Linked DNA regions of Homo sapiens: regions 1 and 3 are each linked to region 2. Evidence: read pairs that join two places in POLR2A ChIA-PET (ENCODE). Cell type or tissue: Panc1. All regions are shown on one strand. Links, peaks and the distances in the headings refer to the core of each region. The heading gives the core; the rest is flanking DNA. Region 1 overlaps LOC105369844 (a long non-coding RNA gene). Region 2 overlaps LOC105369844 (a long non-coding RNA gene). Region 3 has its middle 110 kb from the start of PHLDA1-AS1.

The links. Peaks named below come from ENCODE experiments on the same cell type or tissue, not always from the same donor. Only the 100,000 strongest peaks of a DNase experiment are listed, where the experiment ranks them.
Region 1: POLR2A ChIA-PET joins it to region 2 with 7 read pairs; 1 of 35 experiments calls an interaction of 5 or more read pairs at or near these places.
Region 3: POLR2A ChIA-PET joins it to region 2 with 13 read pairs; 1 of 35 experiments calls an interaction of 5 or more read pairs at or near these places.

The regions. Positions count from the first base shown.
Region 1 is chr12:75,689,948-75,697,203 of GRCh38, reverse strand. LOC105369844 (a long non-coding RNA gene) reads left to right here. Exons shown (of 16, transcript XR_007063375.1): 2 at 2,229-2,347; 3 at 2,434-2,604; 4 at 2,853-3,532; 5 at 4,212-4,301; 6 at 5,025-5,099. Among named protein-coding and RNA genes, the nearest start is that of KRR1, 180 kb to the right of the region's middle. In Panc1, for the core only: no CTCF peak of the experiment used is centred there; no DNase peak of the experiment used is centred there; H3K27ac peaks cover 2,383 bases.
Region 2 is chr12:75,582,539-75,589,794 of GRCh38, reverse strand. All of the region lies in intron 9 of LOC105369844 (a long non-coding RNA gene), which reads left to right. Among named protein-coding and RNA genes, the nearest start is that of KRR1, 75 kb to the right of the region's middle. In Panc1, for the core only: no CTCF peak of the experiment used is centred there; a DNase peak (open chromatin) is centred at 4,224; H3K27ac peaks cover 1,288 bases.
Region 3 is chr12:75,918,524-75,925,779 of GRCh38, reverse strand. No RefSeq gene overlaps it. Among named protein-coding and RNA genes, the nearest start is that of PHLDA1-AS1, 110 kb to the left of the region's middle. In Panc1, for the core only: no CTCF peak of the experiment used is centred there; no DNase peak of the experiment used is centred there; H3K27ac peaks cover 2,500 bases.

The DNA of each region.
Region 1 (7,256 bases), core at 2,980-5,479, 110 kb before region 2:
ATGAGGATATATGCCTCCCTTTTGAATTCAGAGATTAGTTGGGAATACTGTAAAATGCTTGGCACAGTTATTTCACTTGGACCAAAAAGTAAAGAAAGAAAAAGCTGAGGGGTGAGCCTGAAGAGCAGATAATTCTATAATGAATTTTATTGGTTATTCACCAATGTATTCCAGGGTACAATCTGCACGTTGGATGTAGAGCAAAATGGATTTAAATTACAGGCTGAAACCCATAATTAGATAAACTAATCAGTTCATGAATATTAGCATTACAAATAAAATAGATAATAGCAGAATATGTCATATGTATTGGGATAATTATTGTGTGTCAAACATTTATTCAGTTATATTTATACATGTGTATGTTTTTATTAGATCATGATGTAAAATGTGCATCATGTGCTGACTGTGAAAATCAATTCTTGTTCGTGGAATATGTGTGTGAATCCACATGTGCATGTACATATGTGTGTGTATAAAACCCATTGGAGTTCAATGGTAATACACTAGATGATGCAGAAAAATAAGTAGGGACTTGGAGTGTGAATTAAGTCTACAGAAGACAGGACTTGAGAATAGAATAAAATGAAGACTGAAGCACATAGATTGTATGTGAATTACACTTTATTGCATTTACCTTAAAAGAGATGGAGATAGCGTTCAACAAAAATGACAAGGTAGCATTAATTAGCAGATGCTCCATGACAACAGCTTATCAAGTTTCCTCTGGTTCCCTCAAAGAAGGCATGCTTGATCTTTGGCTAATGTCCTCAGCCTCATGAGGACCTGCAATGCTGTAGGAAGTACCAATCATGATCTTGAACTTTTTGGACCTCAATCATGCCACCCTAAAATTTCAGAATAATTACTGAAATGATTGCAAAAACTTGCTTGGCAAACCTTGTCACCTAAATCTAACATTCAAATTTTGCTTTCAGTTTCTTACTCCATCACTGGTGCCACGTTGTGTCATTAGCCTCAAGTTATATAGTTGTAAATAGGCAATAAGCACATTCTTACTACACTATTTTTAATCTGTATGGCGAAAGGTCTGAAAGCATGGTAAACATGGCTATACCACACTTCAGAGGCTAAGCCCCACCTTGGACCGAAGTCTTCCACTCATTCTCCTCGTATTCTAGTCAGCATAGCTCAAAGTTCAGAAATGTACTGCTGAGGATGTTGTGTTCTATGGATTATCTAGTAGGAGAGGGAGATGTATTCCAACACTCCTGTCTGGGAAAGAAATGGAGTTTCCTGAGAATGATGAGGAATTATATATGTGGAGGAACAGAGGAATGACAGAATTGGCGCTGTATTCAAAGTTTCATAGACCCATATTCCTTTTCCTAAATGTATTCACTGGGCCCTCTATTTTGTTAGGCTAACTTCTGCAGTGTTAGATCTGCAATCTCCTGTGCTTCCTTCTCCTTTCTCCTTGCTCATAATTTGTCTTTGTTCCCTCTCCTTCATTCAATTCCAAACACACATCAATAAGGAAGGCTTTGTAAAGCAGGAGTCACTGAGGTTAGTGCAGATCGTTGACTACGTTATTGCGTGTTCAGCTACGTAAAAACATGCTTGGATAGCTTGGGTGGGGGTGGGGGGCGGTGTGGTGTTCCAACAGAGCTTTAATTTCATAAAGGGTCAAGGAACCACTGCTGAAAAGTAGTTATCCTAACAGAGGAGATTGTCGGGGATCTGAAGTCTGGCCAAAGAACATGGGACTGTGTCAAGTGTAGAGGCCATCTTTAGTTCAGCAGAAGTTTTGTCACTTAGCCATCCTTTAGCCTTTGGCCACACATAATGTATATGAAACACTGGCAAATATTTTTTTGCAGGACTCCTGTCTATAAAAGCAATTCTTTAAAAAATGTATTGGAAAATGTATGGGCTCATGTGAGGCGTAGTGATTTATCTTGATTGGTGAAGATCTAGAGAAGCACTTAGGTGTTTGCATATTGTCCAGTCACTGCACAAGAAGATTCCTTGCAGTGTTAAGGCATTGTCTCTTCCTGTTCAAATCCAGGAACTCTCTCTTTATAGTCTTTGTAGTCCACTTCTTGTCAATTTTATATCTCCCACTGTGAGAAAAATGTAGCAGTGCTGTGATGACTCACTCGGCCATGACTCTTCAGGACTCAATTGTATAGAAACAGTATAGATCTTGTTTCTGCAATTCTCTAATACAACTTATTTGATATTGATTACCTCATTACTCATGACAGTGTATCATCTTTCTTGCTGCCCTTGAAGAGTGGTGTCCAGTGAATCTTTCAAAGAATGATACTGAGCTTCATTGTTGATGAACAAAAATGCAAATCTCACCCAGAGCATGCAGGAACATGTGAGCAATAATTCATTTACTCATCATGTTAAATTTATCATTCAGAAAACAGATCTTCACACCATGTCTTCTCTTGACCTTTGTAGGCTATAATCACTACACTCCTAGAATGTGATCTCTTTCAATATTGACTGCATCCATGCCTTCCACACACTTGCACCAGTTGGGAGGATGGAGATGTCATCTGGGCAGAGGGAGAAGAGCAGTACCATTCAGAGGTCTGTCCCTCTTAAGATATATTCTCTCTGTCAACCTAGGTGAGTATTTTAAGTCTCCAACATGATATCACTAAATGCAGAGTTAGGAAGAAATACATGCAATCTTGCAAGTTAGTATAAGCAGATTCAGTACACCACTGACTATTTGTGTTACCTAAAAATTACCTGAAAAATGCCGTGGCCTGCCCAAGTTTTTATCCAGGGGACAGAGGAAGGACAATCCCCCAAATATTGAATAAATATAAAGACAGCAGAACAAAACAGAACGGCTTTCTAATTTCTTACAGACCATAGTTGTTCAACATAATACTTACACATTTGAAAAAAGAAGATTGTTTTATTGGAGTGCCTTAAGATGTTTTCAACATATGGATTTTACAGCAGGGCAGTTCAAGAGGCATGAGGAATGTTTCTTTTCTCTATTTGTTGGAGCACTGGAGTGTGAGCTGAAGCAGCCTAATCCTGACTTGCAGAAATGGAGAGGACATGACTTACCGGAATTGTTCATGGAATTGGTTTGGCTAATTCTCATTGATTCTGCCATTTCTCCAGAAGCCATTACTACAGCTGTTGAAACAGGGGTAGAGAAAAATGACAGGTGCTAAGTGGTATCTAGGAGGTTAATAATGAGCATATTTAAAATAATCTCTAGGACTTCTGGAATTTTCTAGGAGGAATCTTAAGAAATGCTCTAGATTTTGTAACAGCTAATAAAGGAGATATTATAATGCTGATGGTGACAGTGGTGACCCTGATCTACCCTGGAAAACTTGGCTTTTATTGTTTATTCTGTCGTATCTCATCGTTAATTCCTATTTTTTATTCTTTACTTTAAAAATTGTTTTTATTTTAGCTACACAATTAGTTACACTTTTTTTATTCTTGGGACCTATAACATTCAATGAACGTCTTAGAAAGGTGATGGTAATGTCTAGACCAAACAAAAGAAGAATAGGAAACTGTTCAGGTAAGTAAAAAAGATAGTCTGTCCTCTTTTAGAGTTTTTGTGCTCAGAGGTGAAGTTTTCCCCTCACATACCTAATAAAAACTATAATTTGCATTATAAACTCCCTGCTACTTAGGTTCCTAAGGGGTGGACCATCTTGACCTTTTAATTATTAATGCTTTTCCTCAAATTACAATTATTTGAGGAATAATTACAATCCCTGTCCTGCTAACTGGCAATTTTCTAATAGAGTTTTCATTTCTCCATATTTCATTAATTGCAACTTGTGTATCATATAATGATAGAATCTTCAGAACAGCACCTTGTTAACTGGAAAGGTTATGAAATGCTAATGAGCTCTTTTAAATGGCTAACTCCCTGTAAGACTCTCCAGATTCTTTCTTTTCTTTAATGTTTCTTATATTTTTAGACATTCTTCCTTGTAAAGTATTCTTCAAGATTATTTTAAATATTCTTGAAAAGAAATTAACATATTTGATGGCCTTCTGTATGTTGAACCTGCTCACATAATTACTGTGTTTATTTCTTTCAACAAGCCCTGTGAGTAAGGCATTCCTGCTCCTCTGCAGTAAAGGGAAACAAGGATAAAAAAACAATGTTATTGGCTCAAGGTCAATGGTGGAGCAACGATTTAAGTTCAAATTTTCCATCTTCAAATCTTGTGTTCTTTCTTTTGTAGAACTCAAAGGGCTGTGTGAAAAGTTTACTGTGGAAAAAGAAATTGAAAAAACTGCCACTAAGTAGCAATGGAAGGACTTTTCCCGCTAAGGTGCCATTATTATCTGTCTTCATCATTATTGTCTTATTTCACTTCTCTTCATTACTCTACTTACTTCTTGCCTTTATTCCTTTAATCAGACCGAACATTGTTTATTTTCTTCTTTTTCTAATTTGTCAACTAATATGCTGAAATTATGTAAGAATCATTCAATTATACACATAAAATGATCTATAATGGTCCAATTTACCAGTTCCCTTTCTATCTTCACTGGGTTTTACACAATTTGAATTTAAGCATAATGGAAACACCACTTGTGAATGGCTTTTGTGTCATGTTTAATTTTTCCAAAGAATTGCTCAAGATGCCCCTTCTACTGTTCAGCAGAGTATTCTGTAGCTTTTTATTAAAACTCCATTGCACTCCTTCCCCAAATTGTCCACGGATTCTGAGGTTTGCTGAATTCTGAGAGGTTAGACCCGTTTACAAATGGAAGGTGAAATGAGAACTGAAGTCTAATCTGGCTACTAGTGGCCATTGCATCTGCCTCTGTCCCAGTATTGTTGTTTTAGGCTGTTTCCACAAATCAGATGGCACTACTTCTCCAGATTCTGAATGTTCTACATCTGGGCACAAGATTACCGTTCTTTCATTGTACCATCTCAGGCTCAGTCATTGTTACTTAAGCAGGCCACCATGTTGCGGGACTGGTGGGGATGAGCTTGCAGGCTCAGTTGTCAGTGTGAGAACTTTCCCTTTCCTATGACCTTCCAGATGAGGAACTGCTCAGATCACCAGCTGCTTCAGGTTACCAGCCCACACCTGTCTGTCTCACCTCTGACAACCTTGGTAAGTTTTTCTGCCACTGGGACTGATTATTAGAGTTTCTATAAATAGGCATGGTACAACATCTCAGAATATTGACAATAACAATTATTTTTCAAGATTTTTATTAAAGGTGCTAATTATTTCACATTACTTGTTATAATTTTAGGAAGTAGTTATTAAAATTATGTTTTTAATTTCCCGGTCATCTGTCATCAAGCAAGTAGTTATAATTTAAAGGCATGAAAGTTTCTTCTAGCTTAGGTGTCATACCTTGGTCATACCTTTTAGCATATTTAGGTTTATGATCTTCATCTGTGAAATGAAGGAATTGGATTAAAATAGCACAATCTAGTTTAGGTTCGTTTTCTGGCATATATCCCTTCTACAGTAAAAATCATCTCATCATCTTATGTGTTGCATAATAAATAATTTAAAATTTATGAAAAGGCCAAGATGTTATTACAGATCATATTCTTAGTAGTATTACCGACAGTCCCATTTCCTTAGGATAGGCCTGGATTTTATATATTCTCCTGGGATGATGATTATTAGTAGCCCTTTCCATTCTCAAAACTGTTCTAGTTTGGATGATAAATTACATGGTTGTCTTAATTGATTGTTTAAATATAATCTTAATAATTATTATATAAAATACATTTTAACGTTTTCCCACTTAACAAGTAACATTTGCTATCAATTTTTTAAAATTTTATTTAAAATTTTTTTTTAGTTTTAAAAAATTGAAAGATCTGAAATGTAAAATGATTTCTATAATATTTAGTTGGGGACCAAATATATATTAAAATATAGATATAAATGTAACTACTTGTGGCGACATCAACAAAACTGCTTATTTTATGTTTGGATTTCTTGGATTTTACTTTTAAAAACACAAGTGTTTTATTGAAATAATTTTTATATTTTTGTTCCTAAAATATGGGTTCAGAGAAAAGATTTCAGTTGTCATTTTCCTAGCCTATGCTCAAATAAAACATTTTGTTATGGATAATATTTAATCCCATTAGACAAAAAACCCAAATTCCATATTATTGGCAAAATAGTTTCCCTTTCAACATTCTAAAAGTAGAACTAGAGAGAGCGTGATGTGCTATATAAATATTTTGATTAGTTCAATGCAACTGGTAGGTTTGGTTAAAGAAACTCTTAAGGGAATTTATAGAATTATCTCTTTTATGTTTCGTATAAATTTGTATTTCAACATCAGTGTTCTTTTGCTTCCTGTCTTTAACCAATGATCCACCACAGATATAAATTAAACAATGAATAAGAACAAAAACAATTTAAAACTGCGTAATGGTCCAAACCACCATGGATGGTGTTCTGACGATGATACACGGGGTGAGGTCTGACTCATGAGCCGCTGTCCGTGATGACTTGACATTCTCAAAAGGAAATCCCGAATGTTCTCACTGCATGCTGCTGCAGGCCCTCATGGCAGGGCATCCACACCACTGGCTCAGGTGCTGGTTGCTCCAGAATCTCTCTTCAGCTGGCCTTTTTCTACTGAACTGTCTGTGAGAACATCACTGCAGGCACGGTTTTCTCCAACCATAATTGCTGCTGCCAAAGCCACCTCGGACTTGGGAAAGGGTAAACAACTCCACTAGACATGTGCACTCCAGCAGTTGGGCGTCTCCTTTTTCTTTAATTTCTCTTAGTAAAGGAGAGGCCAGGAACTACATTTAATCATTTTCAGATTTTTAGGATTTGGAGCATTTTAAAACATATTGTTTGAGGATAATAGAAGGGAAGTGCAACTTATACAAAACATCTGAAAATTGCCGCCTCTGTTCCAAATCCTTTGGGGGTTCCTCATCAGGCAGGTGCTTGCTTTATTCTTGATTATAGGGGCAACTCACCCCATGCCCAGTCACTAGCACTGGCTGTTACAGTATTGAGGCTTCATTGCTCATTAAGATGAGTCCCTCACCTAGAAAAGGGAGAGGTTCTCTTTGTCTTCGGTAACTGACATATATTTCCCAAGCCCTCCTTTCTTGTCTCAGGATTTACTTCCTTGTGGGATAATTGATAATAGGAACATCAATTTTATTTTAGGGAAACTTTACTTCCACCCATTGCAGTATATAAAGATCCTGTGGCTGTACTATGTTCATTGGTTTCCCATTGTCAGAGTAGTGTGGTTTTAAACACCACTTT
Region 2 (7,256 bases), core at 2,805-5,304:
GGGTGGAGAGAAAAATCAACAAGAAAATATTAGGTTTTGGTAAGAGCTATGAAGGAAAAACACTGGACAGTGATTGAGATCACAGGATTGATGGGGCTCCTACGTGGTCAGGGAAGACGTCTGTAAGTGAGTGACATTTAGGCTGAGACTCTGATGACAAGAAGCAAGCATCCATAAGGATTTCCAGGGAGAGGGAACAGGCTGTAAAGTGGGAAGTGGTTGTATGACTAAAGAATGATGATCAAGGGGGAAGGACAGTTGGAATGATGAGGTCAAGTGAGGTAGGCAGTGGATCAGTTTATGGAAGGTCTCTTAGGCCATGGTAATGAGTTTGTGTGTTTCCCTAAATGCAATGGAAGGTTTTAATCAGGGACGTGATAGGATATGATCGACAGATTTTTTTTTTAAAGTTCATTCTACTGCTGTATGTGAAAAATAGATTTGAGATGGGCAAGGCTAGAAGCAGGGAGACTAGTTTTTGGTAATTAACAAGAAGGATATTTTCATAGCTAAATGAGAGGTGCTGGTACCTTGGACAAGGAAGATAGGAAGTGGAGCAAAGAGACAGATTTTGGATATATCTTGAAGGCAGATCTGATAGGACTTGTTCATGAAGGTTACAAGGGAAAGAGAGGAATTAAGAAAGACTCCTGAATTTTTGGTTAATGAAGTGGGAGGAAGCTGGAGGAGACTGGGGTTGAGCAGATTTGATGGGAGTTCAGAGTTCTCTGGGTGATGGGGGAGCCATTTAGGTTTTGTTTGTTTGACATTAAAGTGGAAAATGACATGATGAAAGTTGCACTTTCAGGAGATGACACGTATCTGTGAGATTATGTGTGGAAGGATCATGGATGTAGTTCTAGTCTTAATTCTAACATTAGTTAACAATGTGACAGTAAAAGTTACTTTTTTTTTTCCTCACTATCATTCATGATTGTTTATTAAAGCTTAGTAAGTACCAGAAACTAGTCAAGGAGTTGTGAATAGCAAGATGAATGAGAAATTTCCTAGTGGAGGAGCTTGCACTGGGCCTGAAGTCATTAGGAAGAGCACATCTAACTCTAACACCAAGTATTATTATTTACAGTCATGTTTCTGGCACAAGACCGAAGTACTATGGAATTAACAAAATTGGAATGCTTATTTCTGCCTGGGATTATTTTGAGTGGGCTAGGGAGAGGAAGGGTTTATTCAGTCTACTTAAAGTTACCCCAGAATCCCTCTGAGTGTGTTAATATGGCTTGGCTGTGTCCCCACTCAAATCTCATCTTGAATTGTAGCTCCCATAATTCCCATGTGTTGTGGGAGGTACCTGGTGAGACATAATTGAATCATGGTGGCGGTTTCCTCCATACTGTTCTCGTGGTAGTGAATAAGTCTCACAAGATCTGATGATTTTATAAGGGGTTTCCCTTTTCGCTTGGCTCTCATTCTCTCTCTTTGCCAGCCACCATGTAAGATGTCCCATTGCTCTTCCTTTGTCTTTCACCATGATTGTGAGGCCTCCACAGCCATGTGGAACTGGGAGTCAATGAAACCTCTTTTTGTTATAAATTACCCAGTCTCAGGTGTGTCTTTATCAGCAGCGTGAAAACGGACTATTACAGATGTGGTCTATATACGCCTCACCATTCTCTGAATACATTTTTAATTTTCCCCATCTTCTCCACAGTAACTGATAGTTTTTGTTGTTTGCTTTTTAGTTTTCAACTATTACCGGGGGGGACATTATTATATAAGTTATCAACAGATGACACACTGTCATGCATAGGGATGTTAAGCCACTTTGTAGGCAGAGGAAATATTCAGAAGAAGGCCATGGGGCATGGTGAGAAACAGAGCATCTGAAGTAAAAACTACTTTCAGTAAAGCCAACTTCATTTGTTTCTGTGACTCATCAGTTTGTATTTTAAAAGGCCCAAAGCCTTGCCATCAAAGATCTGAAATCATTCATCTCTAGTCCAGAGCCAAGCATAGTAAAGAATGGGTACTCAAGAAAGGCTTACTCTTTGTTCTGGGGGTTGGCAAACCTTGTTTGTTATGGTGGCTGTTGTTGTTTAATTATGACACTAAGACTAATATAACTGAATAGAAAGCAAAAATTAGAAGCGGTAATGGGAGAAAGCCATTAACCTTCAGCTTTTCCTGTCCTGAGAACTGTTAGGTCATTGCCTTTACTTTTCAGTCCTTCAAATTGTTACTCGTTTGTTGCAACAGATTCCTCAGGGCATAATCAAAAGCTGGCAGATGTCTATCACTCTTTGGATAGATGAGAAAGAGCAACCAGGCCAACTGCAGAAGCACATTACTGGCAGAAGGGCTGCTGTAAGCAAAGGCAAAGAGGTGCCTGCAGGTCCCACATTGCCCAGGGGAAGATGGTGTTTTAAAGGAACCGTTCTCACCTGACCTAGTTAGAAGGCTACATATTATCATTCATTATCCAATTCCATTTTCCATTTACCATATTTACTTTTATTTCCCCAGAAACCCTTTTTTTTCTGCCTAAATAGGAGACATGAGAGAGGAAGGCAGCAACCAAGGCAGACAAATCTGACAAAATAGTATCAGGACGAGGGTGAATGGCGACATGCAACAATATTTGAGGTGTTTTGGTGTGGTTTTTAAATTATTATTATTATTTTTCTCTTGAATGTTTTTAGGTGTTTAAGTGCATATAAATGAGACGATTCTATGAAACTCGCAAAAAAATTCTGACCAAAGAGAGTCTATCAGGGCACACTGTCAAAGGTTCTAAGCCAGGGATCCCAATATCTCTCAAAATTGCCCTCAATGGAGTCAATGATAGAAAGGTCTTATAGGGAAAGAGAAAATGCAAAAATGGGGGCAATGGCTCCACACTGAATTGTTGATATTTCTATTTATTGTCTCTGTGCAGTGGAGCAGAGACCACACCAAGAGCCAAAAACCCAAATCTAGACTGGCCTCACATCTCATAGACGAGCTTAGAGTGGAACTGCTCACCTGCAGGAAAGAACACAGCAAGCAGGAACTATGCTGTGGTGTTGTCTTGCTTGGCCATCACATCCCTGCTTTTATAAGTGATTCTGTGGTCTTCTACTTTTTCTTCTCCATTCCTCAAGTAAACCCACTGAAGTAAGCATGATTTGTTTTTCCTTTCTTATCAGTTTTCAAAAGAAAGCACATCTTTAAAACTCTTGAAATGTTTACAAGGATTTCTTGTGCAATGAAGGGAAAATAGAAAATACAGACAAACAAAGATATACATGTATCTTAAAATCACTTATAATCTCACTTCTCAAAAATAACTATTAATACTATAAGTATTTGTAAGGAATTTCTGTCCTGAAGCCTTTCTTTCAAGGAAACAAGAAAAAAAACTTACGTCCTTTCCAACATGAACATACACATGGAGGCATTAATGTATATGTGCTCATCTATAAGCTGCCTTTCTCTCTTAGCAATAAGTTAGTTAATGTTTTTAAGGCTGATTGTAAAATCTCAAAATAAATTTATAAGTGTTAAATTTTAGCTTTTCTCAAAAATTTTTCAAATGATTCTGAGAGTTTCCTGGGACATCTCATATGAACTCTAAAAACAATCTTCTCTGCTATTTTCCTCTGTCTCCTTCATTGCTTTATCCTATTCCTATTAACAGCCCAAGTGTGGCTATATCTTCCTCCCCTTCCCTTTTCCAGCAACAGGATCTTTGCTGCTGGTGGTGGCATCTGATGTCTGGGAAAATGTTCCTGATGCTTAGTGCCCAAGATATAGTGGTCACCCCTTATCTGCAGAGGATACATTCCAAGACCCCCCAGTGGATGCCTGAAACCTTGGATAGGACAGAACCCAACTGCCATCCATTGGAACACATTTGTGTTCATGGCTTCCACCTACAAATTTAATGCCTTTTGCATCTTAACTAAGCACTCATCATACACTGTGATAAATTTTTGCAGTTTGAGGTACATCAGCAAAACTAGTACAAATTTCTTTTTCCTTCTTTACAATTTCCTGGATAGAAGATTTGTTCTTATTGTAGATCTTAGCAACCTCTGCATTTGATTTTGTTTCTTTCCTTAAGTTGAGAACTTTCACCTTTCCACTTAAAGGAAGCGCTTTACAGCTTCTCGTTGGCATATCTGAATTGCTAGCATCACAACTCTTGCACTTTGGGGCCATTATTAGATAAAATAAGGGTTGCTTGAACACGAGCAGTGTGATAGTACAATGGTTGATCTAATAACTGAGATGGCTACTAAGTGACTCATAGGCTGGTGGCATGTATAGCATGAAAACGCTGGAAAAAAAGATGATTCACATCCCAAGCAAGATGGAGAATAGCACACAGTTTAAAATTTATGAGTTGCTTATTTTTGGAATTTTTCCATTTATTATTTTTAGACTGTTTTGACCATGAATAATAGAAAGCACCAAAAGCTAAACTGAAATCAGTGGGGGCTAGTGTATATATATCTGCACTAAGTGCCATGTCCTACTTTTATTAATGTCATTGAAACTAACAGAGTTGTTTTTTCGCTCTTAGTGTACCTGATTTTTTGTCCTTTATTCTTTTTATTGAAGCTTCCCTTTCCCTAGAACTTACGCATTCATCTGCTCATTTGGTCAACAGATAAATGAATGAGGTATTAGGAAAAAAGTAGACAGCAAGACAGACATGGTGCCTGGCCTCTTGGAACTGATAAAATAAAAACTTCAGCTGAATTAAATTGAAAGGGATTTAATTGAGCAATGAACGATTCGCGAATTGGATGGCCTTCCCAGCCAGAGTAGGCTCAGGGACTCCAGCGCAGCCATGTGTGGAAGAAGATTTATGGACAAAAAATGGAAAGTGGCATATAGAGAACAGAATTGAGGTACAGAAATAGCTGGATTGGTTACAGCTTGGCATTTGCCTTATTTGAACACGGTTTGAACAGTTGGCTACGTTTGATTGGCCAAAGCTCAGTGATTGGCACAAGTGCAGGCTACAGTCTGTATACACCTCCACTTGTTATAGTTCATGGCATACAAAGAAACCCTTAGGTTGAACCTAAAATATGTAAGGAGACAGCGTTAGGCTGAACTTAACAGAGCCTATAGTCAAGTAGAAGAAACAACCATTAGCTTGTAAACACACCAACAAATGTGTATTTTACTAGGAAGGAAGACTGCAGATGCTATGTGGAAGAATAATAGAGAAAGCACCGTTTAAGTTGTGGACTCGAGGAGGCTGCTCTCAGGAAGTGAGTCCATGGGTGCTGGGAAAATGATAACCTGAGAATCAAGTACCGTCTTGTCTGAAAATCATTTCCACCCTGGTGCTCTAGCCCATTTTCCTAGAGGTCACCTTATGGACCCAGCCTCTCCTCTTACAATGTGCTTTTTTCCAAGATTCCTTGTCCTTCGATGAAAGAGTTCTGCAAGCCGTCCTCTCAAATCTAATTTCTCAGAATCCTAAAATAAACTCAGTTTACAAACACAGTTCAAATCAATTCATTTTTATACACCTTGATGTACAGCGATGGATAGAAATAGCTTCTCAATAAAGAAAATCTAATTATCCAGTCTAGAAGATACTTATAATCAAAGAAACTGCTTGATGAGATATCTATTAGAGTGTTGGTTTTGTTGTATTTTGTTTTGTTTGAGACAGGATCTCACTCTGTTGCCCAGGCTGGAGTGCAGTGGCACAATCACAGCTCACTGCAGCCTCTACCTCCCGGGCTCAAGCTGTCCTCCCACTTCAGTCTCCCACATAGCTCGGACCACGGGCACGTGCCACCGTACCCAGCTAATTTTTGTGTTTTTGGTAGAGACAGAGTTTCGCCATGTTGCCCAGGCTCTGTTAGAGTGCTTATTACTACTCATTGCTACTGTGTAATACAAGGATCATATGATAGCTTTTGCAACTGTAAAAGAATAATGGATTAGAAAGAAAAATAATTTTTCTTCTCAAACAGATTTCCTTTTGTCCTTTGAATAACAGAGTTTTCACATGAGGGACAGAGGAAGACAGAGAAAGATGGAGGGAGGGAGGGAGAGAAATCACAAAGCCTGCTCCGAGAGAGAGAGAGAGAGAGCACTAAATGGTTATAGCATTTTAAGTACCAAGGTTCTTACCGCTCCTCAGCTTTTTCTGGCTTAATGACCTAATATGAATGAGATAAAGTTATACTCCACTACCTTTGATTTATAGAGTTAGGCAAATGTCTCCTGCTCCATTTTTTTCAGCAATTTCATTTTTGTTTAATGACATTTCTCTCTCCTCTCCTTCTCTATACATAGACTGGGTGACAGGGGCTGATAATGGGTAATGAGTTGTTTCATAATAGAAGTTTATAATGTTAGCCACATAAAGACTTCCCCCATTCACAGGAGCCATTTATGTAAATATGTGAAGAAATTATAGGTCTGCCATGTCTTAGGAGAACAGCACCTCGAAGCCTGGCATTTTAAAACAGCTTTTAGACTCCTGAGCATAACTTCGGTGCAGAAATGAAAAGATATGCATACACAGCTCAGTGAATTGTCAGTGGCATGTCGTGAATTAGAGCATCACTCAAGAGGCTGTTTCTCTGCTCATTACTAAATCTGCAATTTTTTTTTTTTACCATGGCACTTTATGATGTTAAATCATGAAGCTACCTCCAAAAAAAATCTTATAAAACTATTTTTTCCTGTAATCTCAGCTACTGGGGAGGCTGAGACAGGAGAATCTCTTGAATCTAGGAGGCAGAGGTTGCAGTGAGCTGAGATTACGATACTGCACTCCAGCCTGAAACTATTTTTTCCCTCAAACTACTTTGGATATAATTTCCTGTTTCTCGGGAGGCACTTCTTATAGTTTAAGTTACCTAAAATGTCACCTTGTTGTATGATTGCATTGTTCTGCGTTGGTGAATTTTTCATGTGCTTTCCCAGGCTTGATCCTGCAGTTATCAGTGGAGTGAGAAGCCAAAAAAGAGGCGAGGGGCTGGGGTGCAGAAGAGGGTGATGTAAATACCTGTGCCAACCCTGAAGCAGCCCCTTCAATTCTAGATGCTGTCAGCTGGAGATGCTGTCAAAGTTTATATTCCTTCAGCTGGACAAGATGTTGAAGATACACTTGCTTCAAGAACACCCTCATATCCTTGACAGAATAGCACATTCTTTTCCCTGTTACTCTGAACGTATAAGTCCATATTTAAGGCAACAATTATGTGAACTGTCAGTCTTTCATCAACAAGAGAGATGATATTGAGACTCATTGTGATAATATTACTATTCCAGTATAT
Region 3 (7,256 bases), core at 1,538-4,037, 340 kb before region 2:
AATGGTCCTCAACCTCCTGGTTAAAGAAAGATCTTATGGAGGCTCTCCGAGTTAGAATGATACTGTGTGTGTGTGTGTGTGTGTGTGTGTGTATTACCACACCAAACTGGGTTCATTTACCCATGCACAATGGAAAGCCAAACACCGAAGCACTGGGTTTTTGCAGTGAGAAAAGTTTATTGTAAGTTGACTGTCAAGGAGACAGAAGGAAATGCTCAAAAATGTCTTCCTTAGCTGGGGGCTGGGTCAGATTTTATAAGCATAGGGTAATGAGGTGTGATCTGATTGGATCTTGCAATGAGGTGAGGCCAGAACTCAATCTGATTGGATCCTGGATCCTGCCATGCAGTGTCTACTTAATACAGCCCGTGTTCCTGCTCCTCTGTTGGAGCACTTAGATTTCCCCATAGTGGCATGCTTGGTTCATCTGGGCATGCTCAGGTTACATGACCTTCAACCTGGGGGTCCATGGTGACTGAAAAGCAACTCACAACTTTGTTACATAAAAGTTGAACAAGATTGGTCTGGTGTGGCTACATGTGTTCTGGGAGGAGTGGGTTAGGAAGGGGAAAAGTTGGAAGAAAGAGTACCCCAAAGTAGCTCAGACTCCAGTAGCTGAAGGGATTTTTTCTTCTCCTGATGTGAGCCTCTGTAGTGTACCAGTTGTTCCCCAGACTTTCAGAAGCAGCTTGGGTCATATTTCTTTTCTCTCTGGTTCCTTAAAGATTAAAAGCCAATGTTAGAATGGGAGAAACAGATTAGTCAAACATCCTAAAGATTAAATGTCAATTTTGTATTTTGGCGATCATTGTTATATGTGAGTTTCATCCATTGAAAAATAAACACAACCACATATCCCTTTAGGTTCATCAGTTGTAACAAATGTACCACCCCAATGCAAGATGTTGGGGAGGCTGAGCACATGTGGGAGGCAGGGTCCATGGAAAATCTCTACTTTCCATTTAATTTTGCCATTAACCTAAAACTGCTAAATAATAGTCAACTTTTGAAAAGCACACCTTCTTCTAGTTGCCTTTCAGCACTTAGTGTCTTATAACTTCTTTGGTATTTATGGCAAAAAAATAAATTGAGGCTTCTGTGCTGGAAGTGAAACTGGCGCAATTGTCTCATAGAACTGATGTTTATGGTTTATTTTGGATAAACATAGAAATTGACCTTTCCAGTCTTAAAACTTGAGAAAGTGACGTTTGTCTTATCTGAGTTCCTTTCTCAGGAAACCAACCAGCAAGCTCCCCAGATAGTATTATGGAACTGAAACTCACCAGTTCACTGCCTCTGGACAGTGAGACACCAGATCCCTCCCTGGACATGATTGCCTAACTGACCACCAGCTTCCTGTTGACCAATCCTTTTCTTTACTCCTCCCTAATTCCTATTTTTCCACACAGTTACATTTCTCCCTTGCTGTGCAAACCCCTACTTTTAGTTGGTTGAGGAGATAGATTTGAGACCAACGTCCCATCACCTCAGATGCAGGACTTGAATAAGCTTTCTTCCCTGGCAATACTCCTTGTCTCAGTGATTGGCTTTCTGTGCAGAGAGCAATGGGACCTAGACCAAACCCCTAGTGTTTTGGTAACAGAAGAAATATGCTGACATATTCCTTTTTTCTTTCTTCTCTGCTCTCTCTGCCATCTCCCACTTCTTTATACAGCTGCTGGCTTTTAAACCTGTTGCCCCCTCTCTGATGTTCACTTAGGCTCAAGACAGTGCCTGGTATGTAGCAGATGTCCAATAAGTTTTATTGACTGACTGGAAAAAAGCAGGAATAAATAACCCTGATTTGAAGGTTGTAAGCTTTGGTGTAACATGAACCTCTGTTTCAAATTCAAGGGGCATTTGTTACATCTTAGGGGACTCCAACAATTTGAGGATTTCTAGCCCTATACATTTTTGTTAAGGGATAAAATGAGTCCTAGTTTTAGAATAGGTTGTTATAAATGGAAAATGGTTTTAGAGATCATCTAATCAAGTCCCAGCATTTTTCAGATGAGATTTTGTATGTGTGTGCTCTTGTGGGATTGAGAAAACAGGGATCAAGAGAGGTTTACAGATGTGTTCAAAGTGTGTTCAAAGTCACAAAGCTAGTCATGGGCAAAGCTGGTGTTTTGAAGTCCAGCTCTCCTGACTCTTAGTAGCACATTCATGACGTGACGATTCTCAGAGAAAAACTAAACTAGGAAGATGTTCTGGGAGGTGAGAAATGCCACATTGATGATTTGGATTCTATGGTGACATGAATATAACTTGTATATTTTCCTTATCATCAAGCTGATTTCTACTACTGAGAATGTTCCTGTTTCTGAGGAGGGTTCTGTGGCTTCCAGCTCTGTGACTTCTGAGAAGGGCTCTGTGGCTTTGACCCTGAACAGAAGTTTTTAATGAACTTGTTATATATATAAAGTCACTTAAGTTTTTGATGTCAGGAAATTCTAACTGGGAGCTTATATAAATTTGGATTCCTACTGGGAGATGAAAATTCAGTAAAGTGGGCCCTGCTGATAACCTACAAAACATTAAGTTATATTTCAAAGATCAAAATGGGGTATGAGTAGAAACACTTATCTTAGACTCATCTCAAGTTAAGCACTTTCATCATGATTGGCTTGAAAACATTGCCTGCCTAGAGGTGAAATAGAGTCTGCTCACGTGTATGCCTGCAACAGAAACAGAGAAGGCAATCAGTTGAAATGATGTCTTCAAGAGCATCAAGATGTCATTCATAGAAGGCTTGGAGGCCTTTGGAATTAAATGGAGAGAGGTTGAATTCACTTTAGGTTTAATTGTCTAGAAAATATTTGTAGTCTTTGCCTACCATCCTTGCCAAATTACTGTGATCCTGGCTGCTTACTGGTCTGCCTATCCCAGCCCAAACACATTAGAGTCATTTGGGAAAAGAAATGATTAACTCTCATGTTAGCTATGGGGACCTGTGGATGTTTGGATTGATTCAAAGAAGAGGAAGAAACTAAGCCAATGGGGTGGGTGGCTGATGAAAGTTATTTAAAGAGTAGGAAATTCACAGGTCCTATTTTAGACAAAATCTGATTGTTTGGTCATCTTCATACCTTTCACTGATTACTCCTTATCACTTCTAGAAAGACACTAAAATGACATTTTACACTTTAGTATAAATTACATTAGTTTTACTATTTTTTAATATATTTTTCTTTTTTTCTTTTAATCCCCAATGTGATAGTAAAAGTATATTATCTTTATCTTTTTTGCATTAAAAAAAGCAGCTAGGACTTCAAACATTTTTGGCCCCATGTGCACTTAAAAGAAGAAAAAATTTTCTGAGTTAAACTAAATGGAGACCTGATTAGATTCTAGCTTTAGTACTTTTTCTGCCTTCCTTCCTTTTTTTTCTTTTTGTCTTTTCCTCATCCTCATTCTCTTCCTCCTTCTCCTTTTCCTTCTTCTCTCACTTTCTCTCTCCCTCTCCACCCTCTCTCCCTTCTCTCCTGTCAGGAGAGGAAATGGAAGAATGGTGGAGCTGGGAAATGTGGTTTATGAATGTTTTATCCCTGCAAGGATGTAAGATATATTACAATTTACCAATAATAAAATTCAGATCCTTGAATATAAACCACTTTCCTTATTGACTCTGCTTTTTATCTGCATCATTTTAAAGCTGGGTAAACAAGGCATGGCCAGAGAAATTCGCAGTGCTCCAGCCTGCTTTTCCACTGTAGGAATCTCTTCCCTCTCCTGTGAAAAGGCCACGGAGGAGAGCTCAGGCCTTTCTCCATCGCACTGTGTAAGAGCTTGGCAATTGGACTCCCGGACATCCCTCTCCTGGATGCAAGAACAGAGAGGCAGCCTCAGCCCCGGCCGTTTGTTCAGCCCCCCAACTGTGTGTACAAGGTCTGTCCGAGGTGGTGCATATGCAGGCAGCATGAAGTCCAGCTACTTCTCTCTCCAGCCTCCCCCATCATTGGCCTGCCACAGCGCCTGGGAAGAACTGAGAAAAGACTGTTAGACCTTGTTTATTGAACAACGTGTTATGAGATAACTTTTAGGATGTTTTGGGGCCATTTCCTCAATCTCTGTAAAAGTTTTTATTTGTTATTTTCCTTCTGGTACTTCCATCTGGTACTATTTACTTTTTATCCTCCCACCTGTTATCATTTCTCTCACCCCTAAAACATAACAAGACATTTCTGATAATGTGTGATGTTTATCCTTTTAGTGAGAGGCATTAGATAGTAGATAAATAAGACGGGGAGTTTTAAAGTAGTTTTTCCTCAGTATAATTTAAAGCAGGATTTTTTTTTTTTAAATTTATTTTTAGCTGCTGTCTTGCTCTGTCACCCAGGCTGGAGTTCAATGGCACGATCTCTGGTCACTGCAACCTCTGCCTCCTGGGTTCAAGTGATTCTCCTGCCTCAGCCACCTGAGTAGCTGGGATTACATAAAGCAGGATTTAAAAAACTGTGAACCTCAATTCATTAGTGGGATATAAACTCAATACAGTGAGCTTCAACTTGCAGCAGCATTTTTTTTTTTCTTTTTGAGATGGATTCTCACTCTGTTGCCCTGGATGGAGTGCAGTGGTGCAATCTTGGCTCACTGCAACCTCTGCCTCCTGAGTTCAAGCGATTCTCCTGCCTCAGCCTCCTGAGTAGCTAGGATTACAAGCACCTGCCGCTGTGCCTAGCTAATTTTATTTTTGTATTTTTAGTAGAGACTGGGTTTCACCATGTTGGCCAGGCTGGTCTTGAACTCCTGACCTTGTGATTCGCTTGCCTTGACCTCCCAAAGTGCTGGGATTACAGGCGTGAGCCACCAAGCCTGGCCAGCATTTTTTCTTTTTTTTTTTAAGGAAAAAAATTGTATAGAGCATAGCAAAAGTCAGCACGGTTTCATGAAACTTGCTTCAGTTACACAGCCACGTGGGATTGTAGACTTGAGTGTGATGTGAAATGCATTTCTTTCTTGTCTTTGAAACAGAGTCTCGCTTCGTCACCCAGGCTGGAGTGCAGTGGCGCCAACATGGCTCACTGCAGCCTCAACCTCCCCAGCTCAAGCAGTCCTCCCACATCAGCCTCCTGAGTAGCTGGGACTACAGGAATGCACCAACATGCCCGGCTAGTAAAATGCATTTCTTACAGAGGGTCCAAAGAATCTGAAGCCATTGTTTTAAGGCATTCATGCTTTCTGGGCTGAATTTGAAGTAGCATATACTCTCTTTGTAAGATCTTAAATCACTCAGTTTACCACTGAGCTTACATTTCCAGAGAAACCACTTCACCTGACTGGTAGGGAATCCATAGGGCCTATTTTGGGTAGGCTGGAAGTAAAAACTTACTAGATAAAAGAGCTGAAATAAGAAATTTAAATAACTATTTGTACCAACTGTACCATCTGCTTGCCACTGCTCCAAACTTTTACCCACTTGCTTTTGGTAAAGAGGTCACCTGCGTATTTAAAATATCCTTTTGTAATGTATTGGGAAGGTGCGAGAACATATGAAAATGGTTGTCAATGGAGATGGAAGGGGCTTTATTCTCACTTAAGAGAGCCCTGGGAGGAATAAGGTTTTATCTGGATCAGGTATCCAATTGCATTGGATAAACGTGGCCTGAGGCAGGATAAAATTTAAAAACACAATAATAAGCCTCCTGGTGACATCTCTGTTCCTTTTATAGTCCCTCAGCTGGCTTGTTTGCAGGGTGCAGGATGGGTGACCACCTGACGTGCTTATGTGGTCAGTAAGTTATCTGAATAGGGTCTCTCTAGACCCCCTAGAATTTGTGGAGCTGGGTTGTATCATAGGAAATGCAAGCTGTGCTGGTGTTCACAGCTAGAGAGGAGAATGGTTGGATGTGCACCTGGCTCTGCAGGAAGCCCATCTCAGGTTATTGCTGAGGATAAGAAGCTGGCACTGGAATGGTTGGAAAGGCTGTAAGAGCTCCACATGCCACCTGGCCCTTTTTGGGTATGTGGTGCCCAGACCTGAGCTGCTATTTAGTCTGACAAAGATAGAGGGATTTTTTTTCTTCCCCCTGTGGGCAACCTGCCCTGTATTGTACAGAGGAAGGCACAAAGAGATCAGTGATTTATAGACCCTCTGTAGGGAAAAAAGAAAAAAAAGCAAAACAAAAAAAGTCCAATAAACTTAAGCTATACTTTTCCATCAGCAGCTGGTTTTGCCTTTCTTGGAAATAGCGTTTCTTGTATTGAATCCAGCTTTAGAAATTCCTCCTGTAGTCTGAAGACCTGTCATCAGACAGGTCAATGGGTAAAGCTCATTGAAGCTGTTTTTATCTTTATTCTGTCCAAGATCTTGCCTGCTTATCCTCTCAGACAATATAATGGTTCCCCAGACTCAGGAGTTGGTAATGGCTTATGAAAATATATTGATGTCCTATTTGGAAACTGACCTTTTACTTTTATCCTTGTTATCCTTTTTCTTCTTCCAGTCTGTTATTTGAGATGGCTGGGACAAAGAAATGCAAGAGGGGGGACCACAGCTTGCTGGGATCTCTCCCACCTCCAATAGGCCACAGGCCATGTCTGTACACTTAGTCAAGGCCCTTTGAATATGTTTTCTGCCAGTTTGACTCCTTTTTCATGTGCAGACTTAAAAAGAAAAGTAAACTGACATCTCATTATGGGAGGACTTCACCTTAAGTATGGACATCAGAGGGAGGCTTTGACAGAAGTATGCCTCCTGACTTCTTTTCCCCAGGATCCCAGTCTTTACCATAAGATCTTTGAATTGTTGCGATGGTGGTAGTTAGAAAGTGAATAAAGAGGAGGCACATTACACACAATGGATGAACCCCTATAACTTTTCATTCAGTGGAAGAGGCTGGTGTAGGGGAGCGAAACAAGGCTTCCCCCTACCTGTCTAGGTTCCGTGTCTGGGCTAGAAATTAGACATAAGACAGATGAACAGGAGAAAAACATATTTATATATGCATGGGAGTCCCAAAAACTATGAGACTCCCACAAAATATGGAACTCCATGAAGAGTGAGATGGTTGAAGCTTATCTAGCATCCTGAGCTACAGAAAAAATAGGGACCCAAGATCTCTGGTCGGGGAGCCAGCAACAAGCCTCGGGGAGGGTAAGGGGAGGAAATGCATGGTGAACAAAGACCGTCCTGCTATGCAGATAGAAAATCTTCAGGTAAAAAAAATTATCTCAAAGCAGCCTTCTTGCTTGTACCAATAATTTACTACTATAGATTTTCTTTATAAAAAAATTTCTTTTATAGACGTAAATTT